Linked DNA regions of Mus musculus: all the other regions are linked to region 3. The links are chromatin loops, found by intact Hi-C in ENCODE. Cell type or tissue: gastrocnemius. All regions are shown on one strand. Each heading gives the region's core, and the rest is flanking DNA. Links, peaks and the distances in the headings are about the cores only.

Region 1 (3,461 bases), core at 331-2,830, 490 kb after region 3:
ATCCAAAAGCTATATTGAATTGGCGCTAAAGATCTCTGAACATCCAATATATCTACACTTGTTAAAATTAATTACATCATTTAATACTTCCACATGCATTATAGTTTTTAAGTGTTTTACAGTCATTTTTATTAATAAATGCTAAATGGATAAGAAATTCATGCTATAAAATTACTATGCATATGCTGCGTTTTTAGTTTTACTATTATTTCTTTCAAATATTTTCCCCAAGTGGAAAGTCCATGACTCATAAACCAGTCAGTCTCACAGAAAGTACAACTGAGACAGAGACAGAGAAATCTGGGCTGCTTCCCTCCAAGACAGACTCGTTTCCTCTCCCGAAAGCCAAAGGGTCTCAGAGAAGCCCACCTGGGAAATTCTGTCTGGCCCTGAAATAGCAGAAATAGCAACAAAGCCCAGCCAGGATGCTCCAGACACAACCCAGGACACATGATTCCTTTTGCTGCTGATTGGTAAGGAACATTCCAACTTCCCAATTAGGAAACATGCTGTACTTACTACACACCTACACACACACACACACACACACACACACACACACACACACCATTATACAACTCAGGTGTAGTTTTTAAATGTTGATGCTAACACATTTATCAATGATAGGATTAAAAAGCAAAAACCTCAGATTCTAGAACTCTCAATAGTCATTGGACCCCTGAGAAGTTAAAAACAAAATCTGGGTGTGGGTGTCATTTTATTCTACTTATCCTGTTCTGGAATGTGGTGTGAGCATACTCTATTTCAGCTGTGGAAGCCACTGCTTGCTATGGGTTGCCTGTATGGCCTGGCACTGTTGTTGGGATAGGGATCTTGATGGAAGGTTTCTTGTTATCTACAAATCTGAGAACATCTGTCTAATCAGACAACAGCACTAATTTATGAACTGCTGACTTGGAGCAGAGATGACCAAATGCTCAATGTGATCGATCTACTGGGATGATGCTATACAGAAGAAATTCAGTAGCCCTCCCTTAGCTGGACACTGATATTGGATAACCTTCTGAGGTGAACATCTACTCACCAGCCCTGTAACTCCAGCCGGGAATATGGATGGAGAGTTGGTTGGTGTGGCTGCTACTGGTACATGTTGCATGGTCCTCTTTCTCCTTTCGTACTGGGACCTGGTTCCTTCCCACGTCTGCAAATTTGACATTTTCCAGTGGAGGGGAGCCAGTCCGAGGGCATGTGCCACTCCCCAAATGTACTGGCACCAATGCTGGGCTCTCCTTCCAGTGACCACCTTGTGGCTGGCCCCATTGTGGACCTAGGAGGTCCTGCTTTCCCTCCGAGAGTTCCTGTGATAGAGCTGTGCTGATTGGCTCTCCATTAGCTGAGCTGTCTACTCCATCTGCTGTTAACTGGTGGGAACTACAGCGGAGGCTGAGAGACAGGACAGACCTGTGCATTTTGGGGCTAGCAATTTGAGGTCGCTCAAGGGGAACAGAAAGAGACTTGTCCAAATAGTAAATGGCATTGGGACACTGCTGAGACACCCGGAAGTGGACACAAGAACTGAACACCAGTGGGACTTTTCTCGATGGTGAATTGTCTGAAGAAAAACTGTCCTCATTGTCATTCGTGTGGGTGACCCAGTAGTCCTGCCTTGCACTCAGCCTTGAGTGAGCCTGGAAAACCTTCATCCCCTCTACGGAGCCATTGCTGGGGGACTCTGTACAGGTGAAGGGTCTATTGTGCTGACAGAGATGGGCATCACCAGCCAGAACTGGGGGCTCTTGGAACAGAGCATCCTTGGCTTTGCACTTGGGACACAGTGGGTCCCTAAAAGTGTCCCATACCAAGCTGCTGGCTGGAGGGCCCACACGTCGGGCAGTAATGGTGATAGACGAGAAACCGCTGTGGGAACCTTTGCCTAGATTGTCCCCTGTAGACAGCGGTTCTGTCTCCAGTCCTTGATCATCTGATGGAGTCAAAATTCCCAGTCTGTCTGGAGATAAAGCAAATCGCCTGTGCATGCTCACTCCATCGCGCCTGGCCAAAGCTGGCTTTGTGGGACACAGCTGAGGCTGAGCAATGGCTTGTGGCAATATTGCTCCATTTTCCATAGATTTCTTTTCATCAATCAGCCGGGAAATGACCACAGGTGATATCATTCTTGTGTTCTGTGATGCCAGTGTCTCCTAGAAAATAGAAAAAATAAACAAAAAACCTCAATTATTCCAGCAGTTCATAGGAATGCAGGTAGTGAACTCTTACAGGTCATGGGGATACTCTATGAGGAGCATTGGTCCACGTTTAAATGATCAAGGAGTTCCATGCTTTCTAATTAGCAGTTCTTAAGCCCTTATGTAAATCACTACGTGTAGAATAAGGCACGTTGGGCCCCATTTTGGTTCTGGTTTGAGCCTCGAGGACAAACCCGAGCTTGGTTTGAGTTTTGAGGTCGGTCTCAGTCACTTCCGTTTCAGGGTGGCTCAGCAAGACCTGTTTGGCCCTGCCTCTGCACCCTCCATCACCCTTCCCCGCCTCCTATATCATCTTACCCCACCAAAAAAATCCCCCTTCCTATGCTCCAAACTTAAATAAGTGAGAGGCTGATGCCATAAAGTTGAGCTCCTGCTTTGACAAGATTCCTGGCTCACTGTGTTTCTTTTGGGCCATCGACACTCGCCATCCAGCTCAGCCCCAGAAAGACCCTGGCAGGACCGGGATCGCAAAGGCACTGTGATTTTTTTTTTTTTATCCATGCTTAACCAGATAAAGAATAAAAAGGATAATCTGTCTCTTCTTGTGTTTTCATGTATGTGTGATGAGTACTGCAGAAGGCTGACCCCAGGCCAGCACTCAATGTGACCACAGCCCAGCACTTAGTGTGACAGAGCCCTCTGGACCTTGTGCACAAAATTGCAGAGACTCTGAAATAATGATAGAAACTACAGCCTTGGAAGCCAAAAGGCATCGATAGGGTGCACAAGCATTCAAGAGCAGATCTCAAACCCTAGCGTACCTTAGAATCACCTAGAACATTGTGAGCACAGGTCTGAAATTCTGAGTGTGGACTGTTGAAGATGTTAGCCCACATGCATACACTAGCAACCCTGATGGAGGTGATTTAGGGAGTGTGAACAGAGTCACAGCTGGTCTGCTACCATCTCAAGAAAAAAGCATCTATAAAGGGTAGGCCTAGGTACCATGGAAGAAAGCTTGGGTTTGCCTTTCTCAAGATGTAAGAACAAGTATAGGATTTGTGTTTCCTTCATGGCAGATTTAATATTCATATATTTAAATAACTAAGTGTTCTCCTCTATCTGGACATGTGACTCTGCATACAACCCTGCAATGACACAAGCTAGATTCATTTGGGATAAGGGACTCTCTATTGAAAAAAAAAAAATGCCTCTGTAAGACTGGCCTATAGGCAAGTCCATAGTACCCTCTTTCTTGATTGATGATTGATATGGGAGAACCTTGCCGACTGT
Region 2 (3,461 bases), core at 331-2,830, 710 kb after region 3:
GAAGAATCAACTTCTCTAATGTAGTGTGGGGTCTGTGCTTCTTTGCCTAGAACATAGGCTCTGTCAGCGCAGGAGAAGAACCAAAGATGCTATAGAGATATTTCTTATTAAAGGACCAGGATGACAAGTTTCCAAATGTAAACTGTTTTTGTTTTGTTTTGTTTCTTGTAAGTAAAAAACATTTAGCTGTATTGCCTCCATTGGTGATCAGGACCAGCCTTTCATGGCCAACCTCAACATTCATGGTTACTTTTCTCAGTGTTAAGATCTCTTCCTCAAAAAAAGGGGGGCATCTCTTCCTCTTCAAAATCTATCTACTGGATAAATTGGGTCTGTTTTGGCCAGCCCACAAATAACTAAATGCCCATGTCCTCTGAAAGGAAAAGCATCAGCCCAGGACCCCCAAATCCAAGTTCTCAGTAAAAGGATATTTAGTCGCCCCAGGAGGCAGAGTGCAGGGATAAGGCACAAAAGCAGGAGATCGAACAAGAGAGAGAAGGGGAGGGAATAAAGGAGAGGGGAGAAAAGGAGAAAGGAAGAAAGGGATGAGGTGCTTGACCCAGAGTGAGACGAAGGGCTAGCTCTGGATAGAGGACCCAGACATGGCACATAGGAAAATGGCAGTTTATAAAGAGACAAGGGGAAACCCCATGTTAGGATAAGGTGTTTATTTTTGGTTGGATGTGTTAATTAGGTGAACCAAAGGGGCTTTTGATTGCTGGACTTCAACACTTTGATAGCTGGACCTTGATAGTCAGTTTGGTGAGAATATCAAACACACCATATGTCAACCCACATAAGGGATGGAGCACTGCCTGGTAGCCTGGCCTCTCCTGTCTCAGAACCAAGATACACACTACTGTCCAGCTTCAGCCATCCATGCCCTGCCTCCACTCTGGGATTCATTACAAAGGATGCTGCCCAGGCAGCATATGAAAATCATTGAACAAACTACAAACACACTGGCCCAGACTCGGCTGGGCTATCCCTTCTGTGAGGCCCAAATCACCTTGCATTTTCCAACATCACAATCTTGGTCAGAGGAATTTCAAGCCAGTTACATTTGGGCAGCTAGAGATAAAAGTAGTTTCCATTACATAATACAATCTTTCACTCCCCAATCCCAAGCCCTGGCTCCCCTTCCACTTGACTGAGCTACTGACTGGCACCTGAACACTGCATTTAACTAAACTCAGCAAGGGCCAGAAGGCAGAGGATTCGGCTCACAATTCCAAACCACCCACCAACCTTTCCCTGACACCACTTATTATATTTTAGTGTCGGAATCAATTGAACAGTGGGTTCTAAAGAGAACAACGGAATGCATTTGTGCTCTGGGAAAAGACAGCTTCAGCCATAGTCATCCATCACTGTAAGATACAAGGGGGAATGCCTTCAAGAGGCTCATTTTTTTTTTCAACTGCAATATGCCAGCAGAGCGCATACGGATTCCATAGCATGTAGAAACCACAGAGATTTATCCTCACAAAGCAGTGTCTGAGCCAAAGGAGACCGTAAATCTCAGAGAAACTACCTTCCTCTGTGGAGAAGGTGATGGGGCCATTTGTACCTCCAGGTACAAACCACATAAAGGTTAGAGTGCCCCCTGGTGGTAGCTGCATTTATTTGCCCTGTGCAATGCCTGCTTCTGTTCACTTCCTGGGAAGACCAAGGCACACTCCAGTCACACTCAGTGCACCCAAGCTAGATGTCCCAGGGAGTCCAGAAGTCCACAAAAGTACATGTGCCCAGTCCTAAAGAAGAGACTCTGAGATGAAAATCAAAGCAACTGACGTATGACGTAACACCAGGTGGAAATGTCAGGTATGCTCAGACACCGTTCCCTTGTGTCACACTGAGAATTGACATCTGGCAGACGAGGGAAGAGGACATGCAACGTTTTCATGGTTTACACCCCTGATCTGCTGAGAAAACACAATCAAGAAATTATCCAGGGCAAAGAATATAGACCTAGGAGTAAAGGGAGCTAAGGTAGGACATGGCATAGCCACTTGATGGTCAAATGACAAGGGTAGAGTCACACAGAGTCAGTCTACAGCTTGCCAATAAGTTCACTCAGCTATGAGTGTCCTGGTTATATTTGAACTCTGTTTAGTTTTGTCAACTTGACACAATTATCTAGAATTATCTGAGAATTATCTGAGAAGAGAGAACCACAACTGAAAATTGTGGTTCTCCATTCAGGAGGACATTTTGTTAATTAGTGATTATTCAAGAGGGTCTGGTCCATTGTGGATGGAGCCAACCCTAGGCCCTGGTATATATAAGGAGGCAGGATGAGCAGGTTAGAGTGAATAAGCCAGTAAGCAGCATTTCTTCATCTGCCTCCAGATACCCCTGCATGATGAAATACAAGCTGTAAGATGAAATAAATATTTTCCTTTCCAAGTTGCTTTTGGTCATAGTGTTTATCACAACAACAGAAAGAATAACTAAGGAAGATGGGAGCATAGCTGTAAAACAATAGCTAGCAAAAAGCAACATAAGGGAAGAAGGGTAAGTGTGGCTTACAGTTCAAGGGACCAGTCCATCATGGTGAGGGGAGCATGGCAGCAGAGCAGAAGATCAGCTGGCTCCGTTGTACCTACAGTTAGATAGGAAGTATTCCTAGGCTACAGAGCTTCCAGCAAGGCTCTGCCTCCCAAAGGTTTCACAATACTCCCACAGTTTGTTGCCAGCAGGGGACCAAGTTTTCAACCATATCAGCCTACAAGGCACATTTCACATTCAAGCCATAATGGGATCCCACCTTATGAAGTCAGTATTCCAACCAAGCAAAGCAGCATGGGAAAGGGCTCATTGCAGAGTCTCTTAGACAGCAGGCAGTCCCTACATGGGCATTGCACTGAGAGTGAACTGCAATGTACACTATTGTACAACCTTGATGTCGCTCGGTGAGACTGGAAGGTAACAGTCATTTTAAAATTACATTCATGTTATCAAACTCATGTCCTCTTTCCTCTGAGACCCCAAAATAAAGAGAGATAAAGATGAGCCATCGTATGCGCCCCTTATTTTTTTCTTTTCCAAACTTTCTGTCGTGGCTATTGTACTATTGCTATGAAGAGATACCATTGACAGAAGCAGCTGTTATAAAAGGAATTATTTAACTGGAGGCTTTCTTACAGTTTCAGAGGATTAGTCCACTATCATCATAGTAGGAAGCAGATAGGCGTGGTACCAGAGCAGTAGCTGAGAGCTTTATATCCTGATATGTAGGCAGCAGGCAAAGAGAGAGACACTAGACCTGGTGTGAGGTTTTGAAACCTTAAATGCACCCCCAAGGGACACACTTCCTCCAGCTAGGCCACACCTTCTAGTCCTTCTCAAACAGTTCCACCAACTGAACACCAAATTGTTCAAATCTATGAGCCTATGGGGGCCATTCGCACTCCCCTCCAACTCAGTGATCTCAATCTAAATTAACAGACTTCTAAACA
Region 3 (3,461 bases), core at 458-2,957:
CTTTAGCTTACATCAAAATTGACAAAAACAAAAACAAAAAAATTAGCCATCAAATCCCCAAGATTTTCTTTAATCATGTCACATGTTCTATTATGAAGGTGATTTCCTTCTAAACACATATATACATAATATAAAATGTATTGTGTGTGTGCATATGTGTGTGTGCATGTATATGTGCATGTGCAGGGATAGGTACCCATGGGGGCCAGAGGAGTGTGTTGAGTGCCCTGCTTTTTCATTTAGCCCCTATTCCACTGAAACAAGTTCTTTCATTAACACCCAGCTTGCCCTCTGGCAATGACCACCTGCTAAATTGACTGGACAGCAAACCCCAACTCTCCTCCTATCTCTCCCCACTCCAGTGCTGGCGTTGCAAGTGTGTGGGATCACAGCCAGCTTTCTTTCTTTTTTTAAAAAAAGATTTATTTATTTCATGTATGTGGGTATACTGTCGCTTCTTCAGATACAGCAGAAGATGGCACCAGATGCCCATTACAGGTGGTGGTGAGCCACCATATGGTTGCTGGGAATTGAACTTAGGACCTCTGGAAGAGCAGTTAGTGCTCTTTTTTTTTATTTTTTTTATTGGATATTTTCTTTATTTACATTTCAAATGTTGTCCCCTTCCCCGGTCCCCTCCCCCAAGCCCCCTGTCCTATCCCCCCTCTCCCTGCTTCTATGAGGGTGTTCCCCCAACCACCCACCCACTCCCACCCGCTGTCAGTGCTCCTAACCGCTGAGCCATCTCTCCAGGATCTGAACTCAGGCCCTGATGCTCTTTTTACCCACTGAACCATCCTTCTCATCTTTAATTATATTTAAGTATTTTTTAATGGAGGGAGAAAAAGACAGCCTTCTGCTTGTCTGACTTGGCCAGAGCATGGGGGAACTGTCCTGGCTATGTGCTTCTGCTGCTTCTTGGCCTGCCCTTTTCCTTCCTTTTTTCTTTCCTTCCTCTATTCTTTCTCCCTCTGCCTCCCCTCTCTTCTCTCTCTCTCTCTTCTGCTTCCCCTCTCCTCTCTCTCCTTCTCTCTCTCCCTCTCTCTCTCTTCTTCTTGTTCTTGTTCTTCTTGTTCTTCCTTCTTCTTCTTCTTCTTCTTCTTCTTCTTCTTCTTCTTCTTCTTCTTCTTCTTCTTCTTCCTCCTCCTCCTCCTCCTCCTCCTCCTCCTCCTCCTCCTCCTCGTTGTTGTTGTTGTTGTTGTTCTTCTTCTTCTTCTTTTTCTCCTTCTTCTCCCTCTCTCTCCTTGTTTCTTTCTTTGATACCAAGTGCCCAGGGTTCATCTAGACAGATACCAGCCACGTGCACCAGCCTCCAGCTGATACAGTGTCTGCGTCATTCAGTTGGCCCCAGAAGCCTGGCTGTGGTCTGGCCAGAGAACAGTCTGGGATAGCGGTCTGCCATCCAGAGCTGGTGGCATCATCTGCACACCCTGGCTCCAAGGGCCTTTTAGTGAAAGGTTTTATCCCTTGGAAAAGTGTGTGCATGTATCTGACCACTAGGTGGCAGGCTTGGACTGCAGCAGCCTCAACCTCATTCATCTTCCACCTCATTAGATCATTAAGGCAAATGCCTTCTTTACTAGGATGGTTATCTACTGCATGCTGGGCTGGTGGTACTGGGGCTTCCTCATGCCCTGGCAGTTTGGCTCTGGTCCATCAGCACTTTGTAGTCTGTATCACTGGAGTGATCTTTGGCTTGGGTTTCCCTTATACTTCTCAGAAGTACAGTTACCTAGTTTTGTGGGTTCCCCCTCTGCTCCCCTTCCTGAGGCCAGGGTATTCTGTTCTATTTCTGTCTGGTTCCTGTGTGTCCCACGCCCTGAACTACCCAGAATTTGCCAGTGAGATGAGTCTTTTTGCTCGTTGTCTCTTCTTTCTAACCTGAAGGTTGACTTGTTGTTTGTTTTTTTCACTCTCATTTGTCATATCATCTCAAGTGGGTCTTCTCTACATGGAAGGTGAAGGCTGCCATACAGTCTGACTCCTTAGGGTATTGTTTAATCATGTTCCACTGTGAAGGTTGTTCCCTTTTAAAGCTGTCCGTGTGTATGTGTGTGTGCACTCATGTGCATGTATGCACATATTTGTGTTGTCTGTTTCTTTGTGTGATATACATGGTGCATGTGTGTGTGTGTGCAGCTTGTCCACACCTGCTTGATTACCTCTTCTTTCTGAGCACAAACTGTCTCTGATGTAGGCACTTCCTGTCTTTTGAATATGCCTTGGCATCCTCTCTGTGTGTTTCTTGTTCTCTGTGCCCTTGTCCTGCCAGAGTAATATTCTGCATCAACTGTCTTGCTGTCTTACTGTTGCCCTTCCTTGCTGTGACAGTTGTCACCCTCTTGTGCTTTTTATTCACGTCATGTCATGTATTACTGAGTGCACATGACATTGCAAACAGTGTCCCAAAAGCCAGAAATATGGCACTGGAGTCAGATAGGAATTCCTCATGTTGAGAAAAACACCTGCTAAATGAGACATGCAAGTAAAAATGTATAGTGTGTCAGGGGTGCTAGGTCCTAAAGAAGAAAGAATGGGGCAGGTTAGGGGTCTGGGACCAGGATTAAGGGCCTGAAGCAAGTGTGGGGTACTGAAGGGGACTTTCCAGGCCAAAGCAGTGTCAAACAGGAAAGCTCATGGAGGAATGTGGAGAAGAGGTGTGAGCAGGTGGGGGTGTTGATGAGGTCGACAAGGTAGCAAGAGGTAAAGGTGTGGCTGTGACTTATCCAGAGAGCACTGGCTTTTACTAGAAAGAGGTTGGGGGGAGCAAGTGAAGTTGTTCGTCCAGAAGAGGCAGGGTCTACATGGTCTATGAGGGCCACTGTGGCTGCCTGAGATGAGGCTGTGGGAGGAGGGGCAGTAGGCAGCAGAGAGGATTAATCAGGAAGCTTGTGCCATAATTGAGGGGGGAGACAGAGGAGGAGTGTGTGAACTGTTTGGACACAGGATGCTTTTAGTGAAAGATTTAAAGCATTTGCAAGTGGATCCCGGTTCAGGCCTGTAATCCCAGGTACTTGGGAGGCCAAGACAGAGGAGGTCACTTGAGGCCAGGAGATGGGGACTAGCCTAGACAGATTTCCAAGGCTTCACCTCAAAAACCAAAGCAGAACACCTTAAAGTTTGCCAGTGTACTAGACCTCTATTAACTACAGGGTGTGAGTGAATGCCCTCAGGCAAGGGAGACTGTGTGTAGACTTGCATGTGCACACGTGCTCACACCACACCGTACCACACACTCACACACACACACACTCACAGGCATGCCCACCCATACCTTAGGGGACCAACCCTACCCAAACCATAGTGAGGACGCTCACTGAGCGATATAGTCTACCCATTCCTAAGAGTCACCTGCTCCAGTCTGAGCCATCCTTACTTTCTAGATTATAATTTTCAGCCCATGTAGTATTTCTGGACATTTATTCTGCTTGGTTTAGAGAGGTCACATTGTGGTGAGTGTA

The links. Hi-C counts contacts between places; a loop is a spot of excess contacts. Peaks named below come from ENCODE experiments on the same cell type or tissue, not always from the same donor. Only the 100,000 strongest peaks of a DNase experiment are listed, where the experiment ranks them.
Region 1: a loop joins it to region 3, with 13 times the contacts of the local background. A loop is called at or near these places in 17 of 42 quality-filtered maps.
Region 2: it touches region 3 in a loop (20-fold over the local background); 14 of 42 quality-filtered maps call a loop at or near these places.

The regions. Positions count from the first base shown.
Region 1 is chr7:134,347,667-134,351,127 of GRCm38, forward strand. It overlaps D7Ertd443e (DNA segment, Chr 7, ERATO Doi 443, expressed), which reads right to left. Exons shown (of 9, transcript NM_001199941.1): 3 at 1,046-2,162. Among named protein-coding and RNA genes, the nearest start is that of D7Ertd443e, 15 kb to the right of the region's middle. In gastrocnemius, for the core only: a CTCF peak has its summit at 1,387; a DNase peak (open chromatin) is centred at 1,360.
Region 2 is chr7:134,564,914-134,568,374 of GRCm38, forward strand. No RefSeq gene overlaps it. Among named protein-coding and RNA genes, the nearest start is that of Dock1, 100 kb to the right of the region's middle. In gastrocnemius, for the core only: a CTCF peak has its summit at 1,614 (motif pointing left); a DNase peak (open chromatin) is centred at 1,611.
Region 3 is chr7:133,855,018-133,858,478 of GRCm38, forward strand. All of the region lies in intron 2 of Fank1 (fibronectin type 3 and ankyrin repeat domains 1), which reads left to right. Among named protein-coding and RNA genes, the nearest start is that of Gm51500, 77 kb to the right of the region's middle. In gastrocnemius, for the core only: no CTCF peak of the experiment used is centred there; a DNase peak (open chromatin) is centred at 1,455.